Regions from separate parts of the Mus musculus genome. Here regions 1 and 2 are each linked to region 3. Evidence: chromatin loops called from intact Hi-C (ENCODE). Cell type or tissue: left cerebral cortex. All regions are shown on one strand.

Region 1 (8,000 bases), 290 kb before region 3:
GACTCGACTCTGTTTGGCTGCCGCCAGATCTCTCCTGATACTTCTGGTTTTGCCTTTGAGGCAACTGGGATGACCAAACAACTTTTTTTTTGGTGGTGGTGGGGGACCGGGCTTTCTTTTTTCCCAGTGGTGCTTTAAGTCAGACCTAGGGTCTTATGCGACAACATCAAGTCTTATCAGTTGCTTCATTGTTAGCTTTTCGGGGCCAGCTATGAATGTTTGCTGTCTGCAGTGTCCAAGCATCTCCTGTCCCTCAGCCTCCTAAGTAGCTGGAGTAACAAGTCAGGCCATCCAGCCAGGCAGGAACGGCTTCTTTTATTCTGAGGATGCTGATGTTTGTGGAGACTTAGGGTACGTGTTCTGCCAGCTGGCACCTGGGTGAACCCTGGCAGCTTATTATTTTTGTTCTTTCATTAGAATGTGTATGAATGGTTCACTTCCATGTACAGCACCTGTGACCTGGTGGAGGAGGTCAGCAGGAGGCACTGGAGTCCCCAGGGACTGGAGTTACGGTTCAGAGCTGCCGGGTGGGTGTTGGGATTCAAACCTGAGTCTTTTGGAAGAGTAACACGTTTTGGGTGGTTTTTTTGTTGTTTTCTGTTTTTTGTTTTTTTTTTTTTTAACATTTATTATATGTATATGAGTACACTGTAGCTGTCTCCAGACACACCAGAAGAGGGCATCAGATCCCTCTACAGATGGTTGTGAGCCACCATGTGGTTCCTGGATATTGAATTCAGGACCTTTGGAAGAGCAGTGTTAACCGCTGAGCCATCTTTCCAGCCCCAACACATGTTCTTAAGTGATGGAATCAACTCTCTAGCTCCCTGTCTTGTCGGGGTTTCTATTCCTGCACAAAACATCATGACTAAGAAGTTGGGGAGGAAAGGGTTTATTCAGCTTATACTTCCTCATTACTGTTCATCACCAAAGGAAGTCAGGACAGGAACTTACCTAGGGGCAGGAGCTGATGCAGAGGCAATGGAGGGGTGCTATTTACTGGCTTGCTTCCCCTCGATTGTTCAGCTTGCTTTTGAACCCAGGACTACCAGCCCAGGGATGGCACCACCCACAATGGGCTGGGCCCTCCTACTCTTGATTGAGAAAATGCCCTACAGCTGGATCTCATGGAGGCATTTCATCAAGGGAAGCTCCTTTCTCTGTAATAACTCCAGCTGGTGTCAAGTTGTCACACAAACCCAGCAGGTACACCCTGTCAGCTTTTGAGAGCGGTGGCTTAGGCTGGCCTCACACTCTGCTTACAGAGTTGATGATGACCCTGAATTCCCAGCACCATGTCCACCATCTTCCTGAGTGCGTTGTGTCTGCTTTATTTGGCGCTGGAGACTGAACTCAGGGCTGGCCACATGCACTGAAGGGCCCTACCAACAAAGTCACAGCCCGCCCTAGCACCCACCCCGTGGTAGCTTTTCAACTTCTGGGGTTGGTATCATCCAGGGCTTCCTTGCAGGTCAGTTTAGCTGACATTGTCCACCGTGGAAAGGGACGTGGATGGAGATCCGCCGCGTGGAGCTGCCTGTGGAGGCTGAACCTGCGCATTAAGCAGCATGACACATACTGACCGGTCATGATGAGGATCCACGAGGTTCAAGCGCAGGAGGCAAGCCTAGACCTCTTCAATGCCTCCACTAGCGACAAACCAGGGTACATACCCTGAGCCCACTTCGCTGAGCTGCTGCCCCTAAGGCCCATCATCCACCCGTGGAACTCCAAAGCCACTTCCTCATTCTCCTCAACCAAGCGTGGGCCACGGGTGTTTCAGCGTCCTTAGGGCTCCAGGTGGTGTTGAGGGTCTGCTATACACCCGGCTGTGCTGCACTTCTGTAACCTCGCCCCCCATGCCCTGCCCGCACTCTCCGGAGGTAGAGGTATGGGTGGTCAGAAGTTCAAGGTCATCATTACATAGCAGTTTGGTGCTAAGCCTGTATTTTGAAAAGCTGACATTAATAGCGCCATTGTATCTGCTGGTGAGGCTCTTTTCTGATTGGATCAAGTAAAGAGCATTGCCTAGATAGCTAGCTCCCTCCACCCCCATATTTTTTTTTAACTTTTTTTTTCCCCAGTCTATGTAGTAGTCCAAGAGCTCGGCCTCAACTAGAGATCTTCTTGCGTCTGCCTCTTGAGTGCTGGGTTCAAAGCCACCATACCTGGCTTCCCCAAGCATGGGTGTCCAAGGCACATGTATGGAGGTCAGAGGGCAATTTATGTAAATCGGTGGCTCTCGCCTTTCACCTTGTGCGACCTGGGGATCGAACTGTGTCGGCAAGCGCCTATCATGACTTCCGAGAGGCCTCTCTCCCGAGCCTTATCAGCTAAGGGATTTGAGTCTTCGCTATTCCCAGTGAAAAGCCCCCTGCGGCCCGACCGATTCCGGTTCTAATCCCAGGAGTGTGAGGGCTTCGAATTCCACAACCAGCTTTTCTGTGTTAGTCCTGAAAGTACTGGCAGCAGGACTGGCTCAGAGAAGGTGCCGATCCTAGCGCTGCGCAGGGGACAGCTCGCCATCAGTGTGCAGCGGAAAAAGCTTGGGGGGTGAGGGGGGCGCCCGTTCCTCACAGCGGATCCCATACTCCCCGCGCTTACCCCTGCCGGGGAACTCGAGCTGAGGGGCCCCTCTGGCAAGCTCATGACCCGCGAAGGCGTGGGGACCAGAAGAAGCAGTACGAAGCGCGGGAGCGGGCAGCGCCCGGGAGGAGGAGCGCGGGGCGGAGCGCATCGCCCAGCTTCCCCCGCGCCCCCGCCTCTCGCATCCGGCGGCGGCACAGGATGTTCTTTCGCTCGGGTCCCCCGCCCCCGCTCTCACTTTCTTCCCCGCTCCCCTCCTCCACACGCGCCGTGAGCCGCGCCCCGAGCCAGCACCTTGCTTAACCCCTTCCCGCCCGCGCCTAGGGCGCGCAGCGAGTCTGGGGTGCCCGGGTAGGCGCAGGACTGCGCCCACCAGGACAACGTCGAGGGTGGAGAGTATGGTGGTCTTCCGAGGACCCAAGCCTGCAGTCTCCAGAAGCCCCCTAAATCGCCAGGGGCGGTTCCCGGGGACCCAGGCCCGCACTCTCGCGATCTTACGCTAAATTGCCAAGGGCAAGCGCAAGGTGGGCTCTCTCGTGGGCGCAGACCGGTGTGCTTAGCTATCTCCGGCCTAAGGAACGGGGGAGTACCCAGCAACCTTAACCTCATCTTCCCCTCCAGGTTGTGCTAAGGCGCGGCTCACAACGTTTGAGAGGATGGAGAGAGGCCACACCCCCTCGATTAACGTCACTGTTTCCAAGGCAATCGGAGGCGGGGCTGTAGACAAGCGGACTTTGGGGACTATGGCTTAATAGGGCTCCAGGACAGGGTGCGGCTGGGCTGGGGGCTCGGCGGGGTGGGACGTTTCTGTCTTTGCTTTTTTATTGACTCGCTTGATTTTTGATTCAACAGATATTTATGCTTGGCGCCATTCTTAGGGACTGTTTTTCTCTCACCAAGTCTGCGGTTCACAGGTTGTCACTAAGCCGGGTGGAGTGGCCATGCACCCAGGATATGATCCTGGGATAGATGTAATGCCTTTTTATTAAATTTACTGTAGGGGGCTGGGGCTCATGTGCTATAACGTGCATCTGGAGATATGAGGGCAGGCAATTTGTGGGAGTTGGTTCTCGTCTTCTACCTTGTGAGACCCCAACTCATGTCAGGCTTGGCGGCACCTTTATCCACTGCGCTATGTAATTATTCAGTGTCTCCTTTCTCTTGTCAAGTACCCCAGAGCGAGCACTAATCAGTGAAGACTTGGTTCTCTAATTCATGGAAGGTCTCAGCTATTCAGGGAAGGAGGACAAAGTGTTCCATGCTCACCACGTACCAACTCCTTCCCAGCATTTTAGGTCTTGTGATCTTTGCCCTGTTGTATTTCTGGTGCCTTTTACAGCCTAGGAACTGAGTCTGAGCTCTCAGAGGACCCTAAGCCCGATAGCTAAGTGTTGGAACCAGGACCCTAAGCCAGATAGCTAAGTGTTGGAACCAGGTTGGGACCCAAGCCTGTGGGTATGAAGCCTGGCTTCATTTTTAGACTATAATTAAATGGTATCAAAGAACAATCCTGCCCCTAACCCAGTCATGAAGGAGTTTACAGCCTACAGGGAAACGGGGGTGGGGGGTGGGGGTGGGGTGAGGATACCACAGAACATAATTAAGCAATAAAACCTAGAACAGGTTGGAGGCTGTTTAAAAGGATCAAAATAGAGTTGAGATTGTCAGAGCCTCTCCCGTGGAAGGTGCATTCCCAGGTAGGTCAGGAGGTGGGAGGTGACTGTAGGATCACAGTACCTGTGTGTGTGTGTGTGTGTGTGTGTGAGAGAGAGAGAGAGACAGAGACAGAGACAGAGACAGAGACTGTTCCTGCAAAGAACACCTAACTAGTGGCTCAGCCATACAAAGGCTTTTTTTTTTTTTTTTTTTTTTTTTTGACAAGATCTCTAGCCCAGGCTGATCTCAAATTTTCTATTTAGCCAAGAATAGCCTTAAACATCTGATCTTCCTGCCTCTATCTCCGGAATGCTGGGATAACAGGTGTGTACCTCACATCCCCACCCCACCTCATGGATGGAGGGAGCTGGGGTCTCCTTCATGTTTCTCCATGTTTGGCAAGCATTGTACCAATTTATTCATGTCCACAGCCCCTCCCCTGCGCCTTCTGCCCCTGTCTGTGGCGCTGTACCACAGGAGCAGGTATGTCAGCAGCTGCTATCTTTTCACTCTGTGCCCCCAAGTGTTTGAAGCTTAGCACAAACTCCCTGAGGGTAACTTTAATGTCAGCGGCTCCTTCCTCCAATCTCTGAGGAGTCTGAGGTGAGTGAGAAATAGGGACAAAGGGCCAGCAAGACAGCTCCAGTAGGTAAAGGTGCTTGCTGCTAAGTCTGATGTCTTGAGGACCCACATGGCAAAAAGAATCTATTTCTGTAAGTTGTCTTGTGACTCCCACCTTCAGCCATGTTACACCTGCATCCACACTCACTAAATAGGTACAGTACACGGTATATGTTTAAAGAAGACGACCTGGGAGAGCATTAGGGAGGTGCTACGCTGGGTGGGACTGGACATACCAACTGAGGAGAGGGAGAGTAAGAGGAAGGTGAGGGGAATTGTTGAATCAAATGGGTGGCTGGGTCACTTGAGAACATCTGATGTCCTCTCCCAGTGCGGCAGGGCTGTGCTCAGTCCTGTAGGCTGGAATTGACAAGGACAAACCCCCAGCCTTTGCTCTGGGAACACACAGGGTAGCACCCAGTGTACCCAGTGTGTTTGGCTGAAGGTGATAACATACACAGTAAATGGTGTTTGGAAGGAGCCAGGAAAAGCCTGGGTTAGGAAGCAGGACCATTTGGGCCAAAGGTGGCATTTATGGTGCTGGAGAGAAGGGGCTGGGAAAAGTAATGAAAAGAAAAAAAAAAAAAAAAAGAGCTGGGCAGTGGTGCTGCATGCCTTTAATCAATCCCAGCACTTAGGAGGCAGAGGCAGGCGGATTTCTGAGTTCGAGGCCAGCCTGGTCCACAGAGTGAGTTCCAGGACAGCCAGGGCCATACACAGAAACCCTGTCTCAAAACAAACAAACAAACAAATAAATAGAACAAATGAAGCAAAAGTGGAGAGGAGAACCTGATGTTTGGTGACAGATCCAACACTGACATCAGAGAGAACCCTCTTCAATGCCAGGATTAAAGGCGAGCATGTTCTCTGCATATACAGCACACCACCTGGCTCTCTTTTGGCACAATTGTTACAAGTTTGACTTGGATAGCACATAGGTGGGTGTCTTTAAAAAGGCCAACTAGATGGACTTCATTTGCTTCCGACCAGCTCCAGATACCAACCAGGCCTGTAATGATGATGTTCTTCACCTCTCCAGTAGAGGGCACAATCTTGGGAGTAGCTTTTGTAGCCAGCTGTTTCTTGGGGGCTTTACCACCACAGAGGGCACCTCTTTGCTTATCCCCCCTTCTTTCTTGGCAAGCAAGGGAGAGGCAGTGCTGGTGTTAGAGAGGAGAGGAGGCTGGGAACACCCAGTAATTTAATTTTTAAAAATTATAAGTAGCCGGGCAGTGGTGGCGCATGCCTTTAATCCCAACACTTGGGAGGCAGAGGCAGGTGGATTTCTGAGTTCGAGGCCAGCCTGGTCTACAGAGTGAGTTCTAGGACAACCAGGGCTATACAGAGAAACCCTGTCTCGTCTCAAAAAAAAAAAAAAAAACCAAACAAACAAAAATAAAAACAATAAAAAAAAATTAAAAGTAAAGATTTTGTTCAGTGGTAAACTGCCTGCCTAGTAAGGTAAGACCTTAGATTTAATCCACAGCCCCCTAAAAATTAGCCTACCACTGTAGGGAGTTTGGGGGATTGGGCCTCAGTGGGCAATGGGGATGTGCCTGGGCTAGGAACATGGTCAGTTAAAGTCGGTCACTTGTAGGTCATGGGAAGGCAAATGTTTGGTAGAGAACCAAAGATGGGGAAGACATTGTCAGCTCCTCTGCCTTCTGAGCGTGTCCAGGTCAGAGTTTCACTGACACCAGCAAACATGGGCACCAGGGACAGACCTGTGGGTTGTCGGTTGGAATAGCTGCTGGTTGGGGTGTAACGGGGCTAAATCTCTCCCAGATGATTTCGCAAGGGTCAGCTGGAATGTGTATTGTGCTGAAAGGTGGTCCCTAGCCTGGACCCATGTTGGCCCTCATCTTCAGCTACAGAGCTTGGAGATGGTGCAATCAGATGGTCTGGGAACAGTAGGCCCAGGTGAGATACTTCAGCAGCCTAGGGTCCCTCCCCTAAACTTCAGCCTGGAAGGCCCTGGAACCCAGGCCTGTGCTGTCTGCCAAAACCTTTCCCGGAATCCAGCAGAGAACAGAGCCCCTTCCTGCCAGCCTGGCACTCTCCAGGCACAGGGTGTCCCTAGGGGTACCTTGAAGACACCCCAGGAGACTAGAGTACTGAGCAGCCCCTCCTCCCTAGGAACCACCCTCCTCTGGCCTTTTGCCTCGTTGTCAATGGCCCCACCGGACCACAAGAATCAGCAAGCGCGAAGGAGGAATTTTGTGGCTGGGTGGCCAGCTTCTGGGGCCTTTGCTGTGGCTTCAGGTGGGAGGGTGGAGACTACAGAAAGAGCAGACTCCCAGGCTTCAGAGGACCACGCCACCTGCTTCTCCCTCCCTCCCTCCCTCCCTCCAGGGAGGAAATCTTCAGGGCCCCAGTGGTTTTGAAAGGAGGGGGACCGGAAGAGACACAACACTGGGTCAAACGAGGACGGGGCAGAACTCTCTCTTAATTCTTCTAGGATGCTCTTCCTTGGTACCCTTACCCACCAAACCCCAAAGCAAACTGCTTTCCCTGCAACTAACAGTCACAAACCACTCTTGAGACCTCCAGAGGCGTCCCAGAGTGGGTGGGGCTTGGAGGAACCAAGGGGCCTGTAGCCGGCATCTCCGTGGTTCTCCCCATGCGTGGGTACAGTGAGGAGGGTACTCCGGTCCCAGGTGAGCTGAGCCTACGGTGCCCCGGCCCGGAGGGTCCGGAGATGGCTTCTTGGAGGGGTGAGGAGGTCTCGTACCCGACCATGTGGCGGTCTTGCAGCGCCGCGCCCTCCCTCCCAGTGCGGAGCCGGCTGCTGACCGCAGGCTGCAGGAGCGGTTGATCTGGGGAGCGGGCGAGCACACCCACTTACCCAGCTGCTGAGTCAGGCTGTTCTCCCTCACGCTCGCCCGCCCGCCCGCCCGCCCGCCTGCTCTCGCCCGGGACATTGTGTTCCAGCCCCAGCGCGCTGGCAGCGGGCCCAGGCGCTCACACCAGCCTCCTCGCCCTGTTTGTGCTCGCGGCTTGCGCTGTGGCGCAGCCTCCCGTGGCCGCGGGGACTCTCAGAAGGCACCCCTGTAGGGTGGGCCCCAGCAGCCCTGAGCACTCGCCAGCCTCGGAGCACCCACGCCTCTCCAGATTCCCTGGCTGGGTGCATCCCCTAC
Region 2 (8,000 bases), 94 kb before region 3:
TATAACATGTATTATATATATATATTTTTGTGTATTTTTAAAATCCAGCTGTGATGGGCTACATCATAAATGGCTCAAGGCAGGGGCCACTCAAGGCCTGGCTCCTGCTTTAAAGAAAAAAATTAAAAAGCTGTTTCTGGGTCAAGACAGTTGTGCCATATGCAACCTTGTACCCTACCTAGTCAAAAACAGGTGTTGACACATGACTGCCACCCCTCATCACTGGCACGCACCTGTGGCCAGAGCTCACCTTAGTGCTTCAAGAAACAGCTACAGTGGCTTAAGTAGCAAACTTTGGGAGTCCTGGGGTTAGCTGCAGCCAGGTGACCAGGCTGGGTGGTCATGCAAGTCTTTAGATAAGAGACCTCTGTCACCCACAAAGCCTGGGGTAGTTTCAGTACTCAGAGAGCTATCTTCACAAGGTGATTCAAATGGACACCTTACACATTCACTGGTTGACCTGCCTTCACATCTGCTGGTTTGTTTCCCTCAGCCCTGTCCCCACCTGGCTTTGAGGGGCCTGCCCAAGATGGGTGTTACCTGGAAGCTGCAGCAGACAGGAACTCTTATGCCCAGGGCTTAAAGCCATTACTGAGCAGACTATGGGTGTTCCCCTAAGGCCTGACAACAGCTACAGCCCCAAACAAAACCACGGGGGAATTAGCTTGGGAACTTCACCTAGAAAAGCCGGACTCTCTACCCACGAGGGGGTTAGAGGTACCTCTCCCACCACCTGAGAAGCATTGTAGACCCCTACAGACCCCCTCTCCCAGCTTTGGGATAGTGGCCTCACATGCCCTGCCCCCAATCACAGGCACACCAAGGCTGAGTGGCAGCAGTGAGGTTTATTGGAGCATCCTAATACAGACGCTGGGGCTTGCCCATGGTGCTCTTGATGTACAGAGCCCGCACGTTTTGCCAGTTTTTCTTAAGCAAGGACACCAAGAAATTGACAGCCAGATGAATGTTGTAGACTAGCTCATCATCGGTCATCTTCACGTGGCCAACAGCGACGGCCAAACACAGCACCTGCATGGACAGAAAAGGTCACCAGGCTAAGCTAGCATGTACCCTTTCCCCCAGTGAAAAGGCTTAACCCAGGGCTAAGGCACCCAGACCTAGCTCTTTCTGGTTTCCCCACCACACACCGCCCAGACTGACCTTCTTCATCTGGAACTTGATTGTCGATTTCACCTCATCCACTTTGGCCACCATGTTTTCATTGTGTGTCAGCAGGGAGGGGAACTTGCCAGCCTTGTTTAGGCCTGGGCCCAGGATACGTGGGATCTGCTTAATCAGAGACTCAGAGGCCAAAAAGGCATCGTACTTCTTAGCTAGAAGACACAGACACTCAGGATTGAGCCAAAAAAAAAAAAAAAAACCAAAAAAACCAAAAAAACCAACCAAACAAACAAAAACCACCAAAAAAAAAAAAAAACAAAACAAAACATTTTAAACAACCAACCCATCCTTTACAACGAGAAGGCCAAGTTGCCTCCTCAGACCCATGACTGCTGAGTAGCTCCACCCTCAAGTCCTCACAGAGGTCTTAGACCAGGATGTCCCACAATCCCTGGTGTGCTGCATAGAACTGAGGGGCTGTGATGGCCCCCACCCCTTGGATTCACTGTAAGCCTGCATTTAAATTGCCTCAAACTATGGACTGGAGAGATGGCTCAGCAGTTAAGAGTGCTGCCTTCCAGAGGTCCTGAGTTCAATTTCCAGCAGCCACATGGTGGCTCACAGCCACCTGTAATGGGATCTGAGGCTCTCATCAGCCTGCTCATATACATAAAATAAAATCTTAAGAAAAAAGCTGTCTCATTATCTGTCAAAGGTGGACCAAGGCCAGCTATCTGAGAAGCCTCAAGCAGGCCTGGGAACCATAATGTCACCTGAGAACACAGCTCAGTGACAGGGCACAGTCCTGAGCACTTCTAGAGGATAACCTTAGACCCCAGGCTGGCAACATCAGTAAGACTCAGTATTACTCCAAATCTTAAGACAGATGGAGAAACCTTCTATCTATAAAAGCAGGCATGACAACTGCCTAGCTCACAGTGGATAACTATTCCCAAAATGTATGCGGAGACAGGGGCTACCATGGAGGCTAACACGTGGGAGACACTTGTGACCCCTCCCTCGATAGGTTGTTAACTGAAAAGACTTGAAACCCAAACCAATAGCTGGCTATGAGTCAACTGCACACACTGGCGAGAGGGGAGTATCAGACCAGCCTGTGGGGCATTTTCTAACTGGTTGTGAAGCCCAATGTGTGCTGCCACTCCTGGGCAGGGGGTCATGGGTTGTGTTCAGCCCTAGTGAGCCCCACCTACCCAGCTTCTTGACCAACTTCTTGTTTTTGTTAAGCTTCTTGAGCGCCTCGATGTCCATGTGGGGGATATCCACGGCCTTGGCTTCATCACAGTGCTGCTGGTCCCCCAGAACGCACACCGAGAACTTGGGGCGTGGGGTGGACTTGAGCCTGCGTTTGGGAGGGGAGAAAACAGAACAGGTCATGGTCGGCGCTGGCCATCCCGCTAGATCTGAACGCATGGCAGGGAGCGGCAAGCCTTACCCGGAGCTCTGGGCAACACTAGCCTGGCTTCTCAGGCTAGGCGGCGGGCTCGGCCGAGGCCTCCCCACGCCTCCCCTCTTGTTTTAAGACCCAGGGTGGGGGTCCGTCCAGCCTGCCTGCCTGCAGCAGGGCTCCTGAACTACCCTGGCACGTCAGTGTCCCCGTGCCCGCCTAGGGCGCGGCCAGGCCACACGGGAACACTGAGGGCTGGGTGGGGTTAGAGCGGTGCCAACCTGACGGTGCCCGAGAAACGTTTGTCCTTCTGAGGGTCGTAGTTCTTCAGGCTGATCTGCAGCTCCACCGTCTCCAGAAACCTGAGCGAGAGGGGAGCTGTGAGCCAGGGTCGCCATGGCCGGGGATGCTCGCCCTGCCCCGGGAGGGAGGCCCGCGCTCACTTGCGGCGCTTGCGCTGGTTCCCGTGCAGGACTTCCCGCACCGCCTCGTACAGGGTGTCGCGTGAGACTTTGCTGCTGTTGGGGAGAAGCGAAGGCGTTCGGGGCCGGCCATGCTGCACCCCGGGCCCGATGACAGGCCCACGGCACGCTGGGGAAAGGCTCGCGACGCGGGGCAGTCGCCGGGAGAGCCTCCGAGACGGGCCGCGGGGCGTCCGCGGGCGTGTGGGTGCACGGATGGCGGCGGATAGCGCCACGATAACAACTTACCTCATGGCTGCGGCTGCCGCGGAAACCGGAAAGAAGGCAGAGCGCTTTGCGCATGCGCTCAAATAGAGCCCGCGTTCTCGCGAGAGTTGCCCGTTACGGGCACGTTCCGCGCTCAGCCAAGCCGGAGAGGCGCTGCAGTTTGCGGCCGCTGGGGGGGCGCCACCACGCGGCTGCACCGTGAGAACCGCTCTAGGAGCAGCAGGCAGTCCTGCATTGGGACAAGGGCTGAAGCCGGGCCCTGGGATTGGATTTCTCCCTGCTTTCTATCTTCTGCCTGCCCCATGACTTCCAGTCCCCGGCAGAACCGGTCTCCGTCATCGCCTAATTTGGTGATGAGCCCCGCAGAGCCACTGGGCAGCCGCCCCCTCTAGCCGTGCATTGTGCAATGGTCCGGCCACCGCATGTGGGCAGAGGCATGGATGACAGGAATAGCTTGAGGAAATGACCCTTGCTGAGATCTGCAGAACGGGAAAGCGCCTTGTGACTAGATTAGGATCAGATGTGCCTGGCTTAAGCCTAAGCCTCCACCTGGGAGGAGGCGCCCACCAGTCTATCCTGGCCATCTGTATAAACCGCCCCTGATTCAGCCTCCGGGCAAGGTGGACTTTGGACAAATGCCCCTGTCCTGTCTCAATTAGTTGGCATTTCAAACAAAGTCGTTCTTGTTACTTGACCCCGGTCTTCGCAGTTAATAGAGAGGCGCCGGGTCAAGGAGCGTTTGCAGGGAGCCTCCAGATCTGGAGTGACTCATTTGGAGGCATGTCACCCTCTCTGGGAACAAATCACAGATGTAGCCAGCACCCACCATTTCCAGGGAGCAGACCTACGAATAGCTCATCTCGCCTGAGCACACACACAGCAAACAGCAGGCAGGATGAAGCAGGTTCCCACAGGGTCAGAGCAGAGCAGGCAGGTTGAAGCTGCAAGTGCCATCCACACTCTAAAGGCCATCAACATGGTGAGCGGCTGACGTCTGTCTCTTAGACATTGTTCCCCTTGCTTCTGTAGTCAGATTCAGCTTGTTCTCAAAAGCCAGACCTTCTCACTGGACTGACCTCCTTGCCTCCCTGGAACAGGGACTCAGAAGCACCCAGAAACCTCAGTTCCCCACCCACTGCAGGGCTAAGGTAGGAGGATGCTGTCATGAACTTTCTCAGGCTAATTCAGTCACATCAGTTTGGCAAATTTTTGTTTCTTGGCATAGCCCCGACTCTCTTGGAATTCGCTCTGTAAACCAGGCTGGCCTTGAAATTAGAGATCTGCCTGCCTCGATCTCCTGAGTTCCAGGATTAAAGGTGTGTGCCACCGTGCCCAGCTGTGTGCTAAATATTTTTTGAGTGAGGTGCTGTGGAAATACAGATGTCACACAGGTCTGCAGCAGGCACCCTGTGTCTTTTCAGCCCATGGTGGGTTAGACATCCCTCAGATCCCAGTCCAAACCTTTGCTGCAGCTGAAGACAGAGTTCAGAGTTCTAGCAGGCCTAAGACTCCGGCTCAGCATGAAAACAAAAGTTATGGGTCCCAAGCCCACCCTTGCCCTCAGTGTAGTCCTTGACACTCATCAGGCAGCTCTGACAGACCTGCTGTGATGGGAGGGGTGGGGGCAGGTGAGGGAGTAAAGGGGGTTCTGGGAAAGTAGCCTAAGAATACAAGTGCTTGTTTGGAAGTTCTTTGTATCTGACATGCATATGTTTGTACACATTTGTGCTGTGCATGCTTGAGCACTCTGGGTTGCAAACATGCCAACACACACACACACACACACACACACACACACACACACACACACACGGGTCAGAGGTCAACCTCAGGTGCCAGTCCCTGCCTTCCATTTTGTCTCCGGCTAAGCTGGCCCTGTAGCTTTGGGGGACTCTCCTGCCCCCACCTCCAGCCATCTCAGCCACACCCACAAACTTATTTGAGACAGGGTCTCTCTCACATAGCTTAGGCTGGCCTTGAACTCCTGTGCGGTTGAAGATGACCTTGAATTCCTGATTCTCCTGGCTCTGCCTGAGGGCTGGGATGACAGGGCTGAGCCACCAAGCCTGGATGGACTGTCTTCTTTTTATTAAAACTGTTACAAAATTACTCAGTTCAGAAACAAACAAAACAGAGGAGGTCACAACATATACCTGAGCACAAAAGGCTCACACTGAAAGGCCAGCTTTTCTGCCCACCTCCCACTCATCCTCCACAGCCCCTGTATCCTGATGTTGTCAGGAGTGGTACCCAAGGCCTCCTCTCTGCTCCTTGTGGAGTCAATATGGCCCCTGCAGAGCCTGGGGTGTTGGGCAGAGGCAGCTGACTCCTGAGATGGCTGTGTGTTCTGAGACAAGCAGTCAGGGCGGTGTGTCCTTGTGTATGGTCAGTGGGTCACATGTCTCAGCGCTGCTTGCAGGGCCTTCTTCAGGAAGGTGGCGTTGGGCTCTAGGGCCACAGCCAGGTCCAGGCTCTGCTGCTCTGTGATCTGGGGAGGAGGAGTCAGGTCAGGACTGCAGCAGCCCGTCTCACGTCTCCTCAACACGCTATGGGGAGAGAGGACAGAATAGAGGACAGGCTCCTGGGCACCCAAACCTTTCTGCCCCTTGCGGTGGAGCAAGAGCCAGGAGGGCCTGGAGTTCTATCAGCAGTGGAGCTCAGAGCCGGCCCCACTGATAGATGGGCTTCAGGTGTGTCTGACCAGGCACCCGTGACCCTCCCAGGCTACAGAGGAGGAGAGGGGTTTCCGGGCATGCCTCAGACACTGCTCTCTCTCCCTGGCCTGTTCCTATGCCCTCTACGGGGCTCAGATACCCACCCCCATTCTCCAACCCCCACTCCTCAAAGAAGACAGGGGCAAAGTCTTTCCCCATCTGCAGGTCCTGATGCCTCTGGAGGACGGCCCGTCTTCCGGGATCCAGAGAGGTCTGTGGAGAAGCCAGGGGCCCCAGAACTGCACAGCACATCTCCTGGGATCATGGGGTCAACAAATTACCTGCACGATGGCCAATTTTGGCTGTCAACCTGACACGGCTGGGTAAAGACGGAGCCTCATCTGAGGAACTATTGCCATCACACTGTGGCCTCTGGGGCATTCTTGTGTCGCTGGATAACATATGAGTGCTCAGCCTACAGCAGGCAGTGCTAGCCCTGACCAGGGGGCCCTGGATTGTATAAATCAGCAAGCTGAGCCCAGCATAGTGGCCCAGCCTTTAATCCCACCACAGGAGGCAAAGGCAGGATGGTCTCTGAGTTTGAGGCCAACTAGGTCAACATAGAGCATTCAGGATAGCCTGGTCTCCATAGAGATCAGGCCAACCAAAGATACAGAGGAAGCAGGAAGCCCTAGGTCCTTCCTTCAGCACCACATAAGCCAGGTCATAGTAGTGTACCCATTAACCCTAGCACTCAGGAGCTGGAGACAGGAGGATCAGATGTTCAAGGTCACCTGGGCTGCACAGCAAATTCAAGGCCACCCTGAGCTACCTGAGATCTTGTTTATTTTATGTTCAATAGAACTTGTCTCATGTCTGTCTATGTGCGAGTTTCAGAAGCCCTGGAACTAGAGTTACAGACAGTTGTGAGCCACCAAGTGGTTGCTGGGAATTGAACTCAGGACCTCTGGAAGAACAGTCCGTGCTCTTACCCGCTGAGCCATCTCTCCAGCCTGAGATCTTGTCAAAATGAAGAGCTCCCTGACCCATGACCCACGCAGGGCCTTCTAGGACAGGCTGCTAAGCCTGGGCCAGTGAGGTGGCTCAGAGGGCGAAGGCGCTTGCTGCCAAGCTTGGCTACTTGGGACCCACACAGTGGAAGGAAAAAACAAGCTTCTCAAAGTTGTCCCCCGGCCCCTACATGTGCACACGCAAATACATAAACTTAAATGCAGTTTTAAACATTAGAATCAGGGGCTAAGAGACGGTCCCACATTTAACATCACTTGCCACTCCTCTAGGGGAACCAGATTCGGTTCCCAGCACCCACGTGGTGGCTCACAACTGTCTATAACTCCAGTTTCAGGTAATCTGGTGCCCTCTTCTGGCCTCCAAGGGCACTGCATACACGTGGTACACAGATACATGTTGAGAGAGAGAGAGAGAGAGAGAGAGAGAGAGAGATCGCACCCACACACAGATATATATAAAAGAGGCAAGCTGGAGAGATGGCTCAGCTGTTAAGAGCACTGACTATTCTTCCAGAGGTCCTGAGTTCAAGTCCCAGCAACCACTTGGTGGCTCACAACCATCTGTAATGGGATCTGGCACTCTCTTCTGCTGTGTCTGAAGACAGAGACAGTGTACTCACATAAAATAAATAAATTAAAATGAAAAAAAAAAAACCTTTGGAATTAGAACGAAATCCAGTGTGTTTATATGACCTGTGACCCCAGTGCTGGGGTTAGGAGACAGGAGATTCCTAGGGTCATTGCTCAGTCAGCCAGGCCAGGCACAGAGCTCCTGGTTTGGTGGGAAACCACGTCTGCACAATGGAGCTGCTACACAGACACTGTGGCATAAGACAGCAGCCCCAACAGAACTTGAGGCCGAGACAGCAGGAGCTAACAGTGTCTGAGGGCTGACGACAGGACAGGCTAGGAACGCACAGCCTCAGAGGGCTTTGCACAGGGCTTGAGCTACCAGAAGGAAGTCGTAACAGGCTTGCTCCAGCTGCTACTGGCTCTCACACTGCTAGCTCCTGGCTACAAGGATCCCCAAGGTCAGTCCTGGCTCACGCTGTATCTCTTGCCATGAACAGCTCTCCACCGACTCCAGCCTGTGGCC
Region 3 (8,000 bases):
GATGTTACATGCCTCCAATTCCAGCACTTGGGAAGGAGAAGGGGTGAGCTGGAGTTCTAGACCTGCCCGACTACATATCCAGAAACCAAACACCACTCATCTATTGGGTAAATGGAAGGAAGTGATGAACAGCACCCTGGTGGCCCAGGATCCTCTACGCCACTCAACAAACACTGGCTACCCTATTTAGCAAGCAGCCCCTCAGACACAAGAGAAAGTCCATATCCTTGTGGGTATAAAGGTGAGAATCTCCACACTGCTAAAAGATCTACCTAAGCCGCACACAGTCGATGAGCAATCGTCACCGTAAGCAATAGGTGCAGGTGGCCGCACAGGTGATCGGGGACTCAGCCTGGTGACTCCTTCAAGGCCAGGAGCCTGTGGCAGTCAGCCCGACACCCAAGTCTGCGAAGCGGGCTTACCTTTACCGTGGGTTTGTCTTCATCTGTCAGTGAGCAGGAGCCTCTGAGTGAGTCCCATGCGCATACCCACACCGCTGCACAGCACTGTAAGGTGGAAAGGAGCCAGTGTCGGTAACTGAGTGGTGCCAGGGTCCAAAAAGAGAGCTTAGGGTGTTCTAACTGAACACTAGGACTCAAGAACATGTGGTCCCATATGACCTCACACACACATACACACACACACCATGGGAGACTGTCGATCTCACCCTGAGTCAGCAAATATTTCCCAATCCTGGAAGGAGTCTGCACTGCCAAGCAAGCAGACACTGGCTCTTCGGATCTTACCTGGGTGGGGCGGAAGGCCCTGGCAGGGTAAGAAAGAGGTGGTGCCTAGCACCCCACTAGCTCACAGAAGGAGAGGCCCCTGAGTCACTTCCCAGTCACCAGCCCCAAATTATGAGGGCCATGGAAGAAGACCCACATGCCTGAAATCCAACATTGAAGGCCCATATGCCTGCCAGGCTCCAGCCAAGTACCCAGCTCTCCTCTGACACCCTGGAATCCAGCTGCTAGGGCAAGCCACTCCTCCCCTGGCTCCGATGACACACAAACATGCTCAGCGACATCAAACCATCTCCAAGAAACAGCCACAGGGTAATCTGGGACGACATGGCACAGACAAGGGCACTGGGCACAAAGCTTCGGACATAACACAAGCCAGGCCCTGGCAGGACAAACAAGCTTGTGTGATTGCTGGCAAGAGAGGAATGCTCCCAATGTGGACAGTGCCATGTGGCTTGTCCCGGCATCACCAGGTCCACCAGAGCCACCAGACGGGGTACTAGAATGCACCCACTCCACTGGTCCCCAATATGCAGAGGGTAGCAGCCTGGGGAGGTGGGCCTCAGGACTCAGCCCAGAGACAAGACTCGTTGTACCAGGCCATGCCAAGCTCAAACCCTGGGGACAGCTTGCACAACAGCTGGGCAGCTGCACTCTGTCCAAAATAGAGGCCTACCAGCTTCTCAGGCTAGTCTCTACACCAGGCCTTTAGGAAGACAGTAAGGGACCACAGGTGGGGCTGGGAGGACCTAGGACAACTACTTTTCCTGGGTGACTTGAAGCACACAGCACAGAAAAGTTCCCAAACAGAGCAGGGGGGTCAGTCCAGTGAACTTTGGAGGTGACAGGTAAAGCCACTGGCAAGGGCCTGTCCCCTCACACCGTGAAAACAGACGTTGAGCCACGATCTGCATTAAGCACAGAATGGAAAGCTGTTCCCTAGAAGACTGCAGAGTAGACATGCCTCAGGAGGTTATCCAGCCAGCATTGCTAGCTAGGACTTACAAGGCTCTACCAGGACTGGCCCTGTGCTGTACTGGAGGCCTCCTATGCACCAACTCAGCACGGAGCCCTGTGGTTCGTTAAGCAAAGTCAGGACAATAATAGACTGCTTAAGGGTTGTAGGTAGGGGGCTGAAGAGGGGGCTCAGAGGTTAGGAGCTCTTGGAACTCTTTCAGAGGACCCGGGTTTGAGTGCCAGCACCCACACGTAGTTACCAGCTGGAACTCCAGTTCCAGGAGATCCAACGCCTTCTTTTGACCTCCAAGAGCACCAAACACACACGGTACACAGGTGGTGTCGCACAGATACTTACACGGGTAAAATACTCACGCAGAAAATAAAATGAATAAATCTAATTAAAAAAAAAAAGAGACTGTCAGGCAGAATCTCTGGGGAGCCAGAGACTGGACTAATCATTACCAAGCATTCGACTGCACCACTCAAAAATGACCCGGGTTGGGTGGTATATCCCAGCAACCCCAGCACTCAGAAGACAGAGCAGGAAGACTGCCATCAGTGAGGAGGCTACTAGCACAGTGCCCTCAAAGCCAGCCTGGGTTACAGAGTGATACTGAGGAGGGACAGGATGGCTCAGTGGGTAAAGGCGCTTGCCAACCAGCCTGATGACCTAAGTTCAATCCTGGGGACACCAGGAGGAGAACACTGACTCCCACGCTCGCACAAATAAATAATAAATGGGATGTTTCTCATAGGAAGAAAAGATTCCTTCTAACCTCCTCCACTCTCCTGTCATCCCCACATCTAGTGCTCCATATAGGGGCCTTAGGGATCAGACGAGAGGAGGCTCACTCAACCCCAGGCCAGCCACAGTCCTAATGCTTTCGTGGAAAACGGTCAGTGCACACAAAGATCACAAAACTGTAAGACCTGGTCAAGCTGGTTCAGTTGGCTCCCTGCTGTGGCTCCAGAAGGTGGCCTGTTCTATGGCCAATTCTGGCTCAAAGACAGAGAGTGTGATCCTCAAAAGAGGAGACCTAGAAACCTGGTGCCAACGGAACCCTGGGCTCCCGCTTCTGAAGTTAGAGTGGGTCAGACTTCCAGAGCCTTCAAAGATAAATATATGTTCTCTCCTGAGGATGACTCCAGGGACCCAAGGCAAACAAAGAGGCTCAACTCTGCATACAACTGAGCTGTGCCTGGAAGCAGACAGCCCAAGTTCCTTTGCAAGGCCTCACTGGTGCAATCCCTCGACCTGCCCAGGCAGATACCAAGGCAATACCCCAGACCACACCTGGGCAAAGGGAAGAAACGTCAGCTGCCTCTCCCAGCCTCAGTAAATACAGATGCCCAGGAAACGGAAGGAAAAAGGGCACCGAGGAACCATGCCCAGTGACCAACACAAGAGGCACATTCCGTCAGTGAAAGACAGGAGGTAAACTCAGTCGCTGGACCAAGACCCCAAGATTAAGGGAACAGATGCCCAACAGCCCCAGGGCTAGCAGGCCCACAATCCATTGAAAAACTAAAACGGGAATGTATTCTGGGGCTGGTGAAGTGGCTCAGGACGTAAAGGTGGTTGTCATCATACCTTAATGACCCGAGTCTATTTCCAGGAACCACAATATCGAATGAGAGAGCCACCTCCCAACTCCAGTAAGCTGTGCTCTGACCTACACCCCACCCCACATCCACACCCCACAGAAATAAATAAATGTAACTTGTAAGCAAACATTCTAGAGCCAGTACAGGGAGGAAAAACCAAGTTTAAAACCAAGGGCAGGGCTGGTGAGATGGCTCAGTGGGTAAGAGGTACCCGACTGCTCTTCCAAAGGTCCGGAGTTCAAATCCCAGCAACCACATGGTGGCTCACAACCATCCGTAACGAGATCTGACACCCTCTTCTGGTGTGTCTGAAGACAGCTACAGTGTACTTACATATAATAAATAAATCTTTAAAAAAAAAAAAAAAAAAAACCAAGGGCATAGCTTCTGCTCTTAGCTGTATGGAAAAGGGCAGTGCGTGGAAGGCACCGTATCATGGTTTAAATACATTCCATAATATCCCAAATGAGTCCTGTTTCCTGAAAGGGTGAAAAGAGTTATATGAAGCCTCTGGCTACCCCTGGCACACACCCAACTCAGAGCCGTCTCCCCCAAGGGTTCCTGGAAGTCAACAGACTCATAAAGGGGAAGTATTATAAAGCTGAGATTACGAGGGCCTACCAACTGGCCATCCCTCCCAATACAACACCCAGTGAAACCTGTGACCCGAACAAATCTGGTCAAGCTGGCGCTCAACACCCCACTCCCAGCTCAACTGAAGGTGAAACGGAAGCCTATCGTGCACCTCTGGGTTCTCCTCAAGCAGAGGCATAAAAAAAAAAAAAAAAAAAACTAGAAGCGAGGCAGTCGGGTGACAGGAGGTGAAAAGGACAGGAGATGAGAGCTGAGCCTAAGTGGGGCCTCTGCCGGTAGCCAGGATAGAAGGGGCTCGGATAAACCGGACTGGCTCACAACATCCTAAAGAAGATGGGGAGGGATAGGGCAACCCGAAAACGGGTCAGAGAGGAGGAGAGCACTGACCGACAGGGCAAGGATGGAAGGCTATCGAGGGAGGCAGGAAGGATCTCCAAGGAGGGCCTGGGTAGCGGGACAGCAAGGGAGGCGCTCAGAAAGGGGGTCAGAAGGGAGGTGACATGGGGTTCTTTGGAATTGAGAGGAGATGAAGCCACGGGGCTTTAGAGGGATCAGGGTGGGTGGGAGGAGGGAGGGAGGCCGGCTCCGAGCAACCACAGGGGTCCCTGCGGTGGAGACCCCAGCGGTGGCTCCTCAGCGCGCAAGCCGAGCATAGACGAGCCGCAGAGGCGCGGAAAGCGGCTCTCGGAGCCCCTGACCCCACCATCCACCTCAGCCCGGGCCGCGCTGGCCTCTCCCGATCCGCACGGACCTGTCCCGGCCGCCTCTCGCGCCGCTGCCGCCGTCCCGCAGGCTCCGCAGAATCCCCCAGCTCCTGCCAAAACTTTTCCCATTAATCCCCAGGTCCGCCGCGGCCTGCGGCGTCACACGCTCCCAGCCCCGGCGCCGCCCCCAGCCCCGTGATGTCACCGCGCCGCTGGCTCCCTCCCCCACAACTAAGCACTCGCCCCCGCCCCCTTCCGCCATAGCAGTAGCCAATCGCCGCGCCGCCTGGAGCCACTCCTTTGACAGCCATCGCTCCGCCCACTGCACAGCTGCCCTGGCGCGTCTGCAGCGCCCTCTGCAGTCAGACGTGGGAGCAGCAGCTGAGGAAAGCGCTGGGGAGAAGTTAGGGCTGGTCAAAGCAAGCCTCACGAAACGATATTTAAAGCTTTAAAGCGCGGAAAGAAGGTGGAGGTCATCTAATACAACCTCCTCACTCTTCCTGAGAAGAAACTAGGCATAGACTTGTGTGGTTTGAAGCAAGAAGCAAAGCTAAGGGCGGTGGGGGAAGGAATAGAGGCAAACTGTAATTTTCAGAGGCGCTTGGGAGAGGCATATGGTGGGAGACTTGGGAATGAAAATACAGACGCATACGTTTTACAAAATATCTATTTTTATATGTCAGAGTGTTTTGTCTGCATGTCTGTCTCTGCACCATGTGCGTTCAGTGCCTGCAGAGTCTGGAAGAAGGCGTTGGATCCCCTGGAAGTGGAGTTACAATGGAGAACTTCCATGTAGATGCTGGGAAGCGAGCCTCTTCAAGAGTAGCAAGCGCGATCTTCACCACTGAAGCATCTCTTCAGCACCCCCAATTTTTTAACTGGTGGCTAGTTCAATGGCTCAACGGGTCATCGCTTTGTCTCCAAGCCTGAAGACTTGAGTTCAGTCCCTGGGACTGCCTCCTGAAGGTTATCTTCCAATCTCTACACACCGCATGTGCACTTTCATATACACCCACACAAGAAAAAAGAAAGATCTGGAAGGCATGATGGCACTCTAACTCCAGCACTCAGGAGGTAGAGGACCCGTTTGAGGTCATTTTTAGCAATGGAGAAAGTTTTGGGCCAGCCTGTGCTTATAGGCCTTGTGAAGCCAAATAGAAAACAAATTTTAAAAGAACTTTTCTCCCACTTGAGATTTCTGTCGCTGGATGTCAGGGACCAGACAAGACAAGAACTCTGTACCTGGGCTTGCCTGTCACCCCAACTCATCATATACCACAGAGAGTATGTAGCCAGAAGGCAATCTGTCACTGGCTGGTTTCATCATCCTAGAATGAACAAAACTTGGCTGGCAGGAAAGTCAGCAGGCACCTCCCTCCTCCACACCGCCATTAAAGGTCACCTCTGCCCGGTCTGGCACTCCTTACAGTGCATCCTTAGCTCGCTGGATTGGAGAACCCCACACCACTTTTTTTCTGCTTTGTTTTCGAGTGTGTGTGTCTGTGTGTGTGTGTGTGCGCGTGCGCACGTGCGCGTGTGCACTTGGAGGACAGAGAAGGGTACTGTGTGTCTTCCAAGGATAGGTTTCCACGGTTTTCCTTTGAGGCCTGGTCTCCTGATGCATGCACGAGCGGTTCTGGTTTGGTGGGATAGGCTGTCAGCCATCAAGCCTGGGCTATCCTGGTTCTGCAATTACAGGAATTCACAGGACCACACCCTGCTTTTCCCTGTGTGTCGGGATCTGAACGCTGGCTGCTCTGCGTGAACAGCAGAGGCGCTTAACTTTCCTGCTCTCTCCCTAGCTCCCTTCTATTGCTTTTGAAATGAATTTGTATTAAGTTTTTAGATATCACTTCCCTTGTCCTCCAAGACTGTAGTAAAAAATGGCCTGGGGAAGTCAGAGATTTCTGCCATTTTGTGTCTGGCAGAGCTCTGGTGGAGGGTCTCGAGCTGGTCTTGAACTCCTGACCTTCCTGCCTGCACTTCCCACATGCTGGAATCCTCTAGACCCAGTTTATGTGGCTCTGAGTATGGAACAAGGGCTTCATGCTAAGCAAGAACTCTACTCCTCTGCTAGATTCTTAATGTTGGTTTTGAGAATTTCACACTTGCCCATTTTGTATTTTGACCATAGTCATGCTCACTCCTTCCCCTAACTCCTCCCAGGTCCAAATCCAGACCCACCACCCCATCAGCTGCCATCATCAGCACTGCAGAAACACAGCAGACCAGGCAAGCCTGGGCAGCCTCCACTCCTAGTGTGGGGCGGGACCTGCTTCCCTTAGTTATCCCATAGCACATGGAGTTCGGACTTCACCTCCTACCCCTCAGCTCTGTGCCCTCACGCTAGCGCTAGCAGGAGTTTCGTGACACTTTAAATGTCACAAACTTCCTTGAAAGTGCATCGGGTGCACTTGCAAGGCTGTGACCTTTGCGATGAGATAGCAAGCAAACTCCAGGAAAGCAGGGAACCCTTCCCAGATAATAGCTCACGGCAAACCCCTGGCCCGTGGTAAGGAATCATTGGGTTTGATGCTGGACGGACTTGATCTCCAGTCTCAGCAATGTCCTCACTTTCTAACTGTGCCACACCCAGCCACACATCCCACTCATTCAAGACATGTTTGGTACACAGTTTTCTTAGGAGCAAGCTCTGTGCCAGGCATTGGGGACAGCGTTGAGGAATTCATGTCCTTGTCTTCAAGGACCTCCAACATTTAGAAATGAGGAGAAAGGAGCGCATAGTGAGACCTAGAAGAGCAAGAGGAAGAAGCTGAGGCTGTGCCCCTGCAGCAGAACTGTAGCAGGTCTTCTTGGCTTGATGACTATGGCCTTCGTGTCCCACAGGGCACAGGGGCAAGTAAGCGTGACTATCAAAAGTCATTCTGCAGGTCCAGGGTGGTGGCTCAACAGGTAAAGGCACCAGCTGCCAAGTTTGATGACCTGGGACCACATGGTAGAAGGAGAACTGTTTCCTGAAAGTTGTCCTCTGACCTCTACACACTCACCATGATGTGAGTGTGTGTGTGCGCACGTGTGCGTGTGTGTGTGTGCATACAGACAGACACACAGACAGACGGATGGACGGACAGACACACAGAGAGAATATAGAGAATATAATTAAATTAACTCTTGGATGTAGCTAAGCCTGATTGTGTCTACCAGTATCCCCAGAACTTGAAAGACTTAGGCAGGAGCCTCAGTTGGGGACCATCGGGGCTATAAAGTGAGAGCCTGTCTTAATCCAAACAAAGTCTTTTGGACAGCGGCAAGGGCTGGGCAGGATTTCCAAACACCCATCCGGGCAGCAGAATTAGAAGGGAGTCCGGGAAGCTCTTAGTTAACTAGGAGCTGACAGGTTAGAAGGCAGTGGCCTCTGGTCATAGCACCACAG

The links. Hi-C counts contacts between places; a loop is a spot of excess contacts. Peaks named below come from ENCODE experiments on the same cell type or tissue, not always from the same donor. Only the 100,000 strongest peaks of a DNase experiment are listed, where the experiment ranks them.
Region 1: it touches region 3 in a loop (5-fold over the local background); 12 of 42 quality-filtered maps call a loop at or near these places.
Region 2: it touches region 3 in a loop (2.2-fold over the local background); 8 of 42 quality-filtered maps call a loop at or near these places.

What each region holds. Positions count from the first base shown.
Region 1 is chr17:28,517,971-28,525,970 of GRCm38, reverse strand. E230001N04Rik (a long non-coding RNA gene) reads right to left here and starts at 3,315. Exons shown (of 2, transcript XR_385504.4): 1 at 2,605-3,315; 2 at 83-1,552. In left cerebral cortex, CTCF peaks have their summits at 667 (motif pointing right) and 5,891 (motif pointing right); DNase peaks (open chromatin) are centred at 5,838, 7,013, 7,176, 7,787 and 5 more places; H3K4me3 peaks cover 2,433 bases; H3K27ac peaks cover 3,867 bases.
Region 2 is chr17:28,323,859-28,331,858 of GRCm38, reverse strand. It overlaps Fance (Fanconi anemia, complementation group E), which reads right to left. Exons shown (of 10, transcript NM_001163819.1): 10 at 5,285-5,707. The coding sequence ends at 5,606. Rpl10a (ribosomal protein L10A) reads right to left here and starts at 3,388. Exons shown (of 6, transcript NM_011287.2): 1 at 3,241-3,388; 2 at 2,974-3,048; 3 at 2,812-2,892; 4 at 2,337-2,485; 5 at 1,162-1,334; 6 at 826-1,029. The coding sequence starts at 3,245. The coding sequence ends at 859. Tead3 (TEA domain family member 3) reads left to right here. Exons shown (of 13, transcript NM_011566.4): 13 at 1-188. In left cerebral cortex, CTCF peaks have their summits at 3,392 and 7,213 (motif pointing left); DNase peaks (open chromatin) are centred at 3,313, 3,990, 4,363 and 4,658; H3K4me3 peaks cover 1,915 bases; H3K27ac peaks cover 2,225 bases.
Region 3 is chr17:28,229,518-28,237,517 of GRCm38, reverse strand. Ppard (peroxisome proliferator activator receptor delta) reads right to left here and starts at 4,764. Exons shown (of 8, transcript NM_011145.3): 1 at 4,654-4,764; 2 at 423-506. In left cerebral cortex, a CTCF peak has its summit at 4,975 (motif pointing left); DNase peaks (open chromatin) are centred at 3,895, 4,331 and 4,899; H3K4me3 peaks cover 1,253 bases; H3K27ac peaks cover 2,644 bases.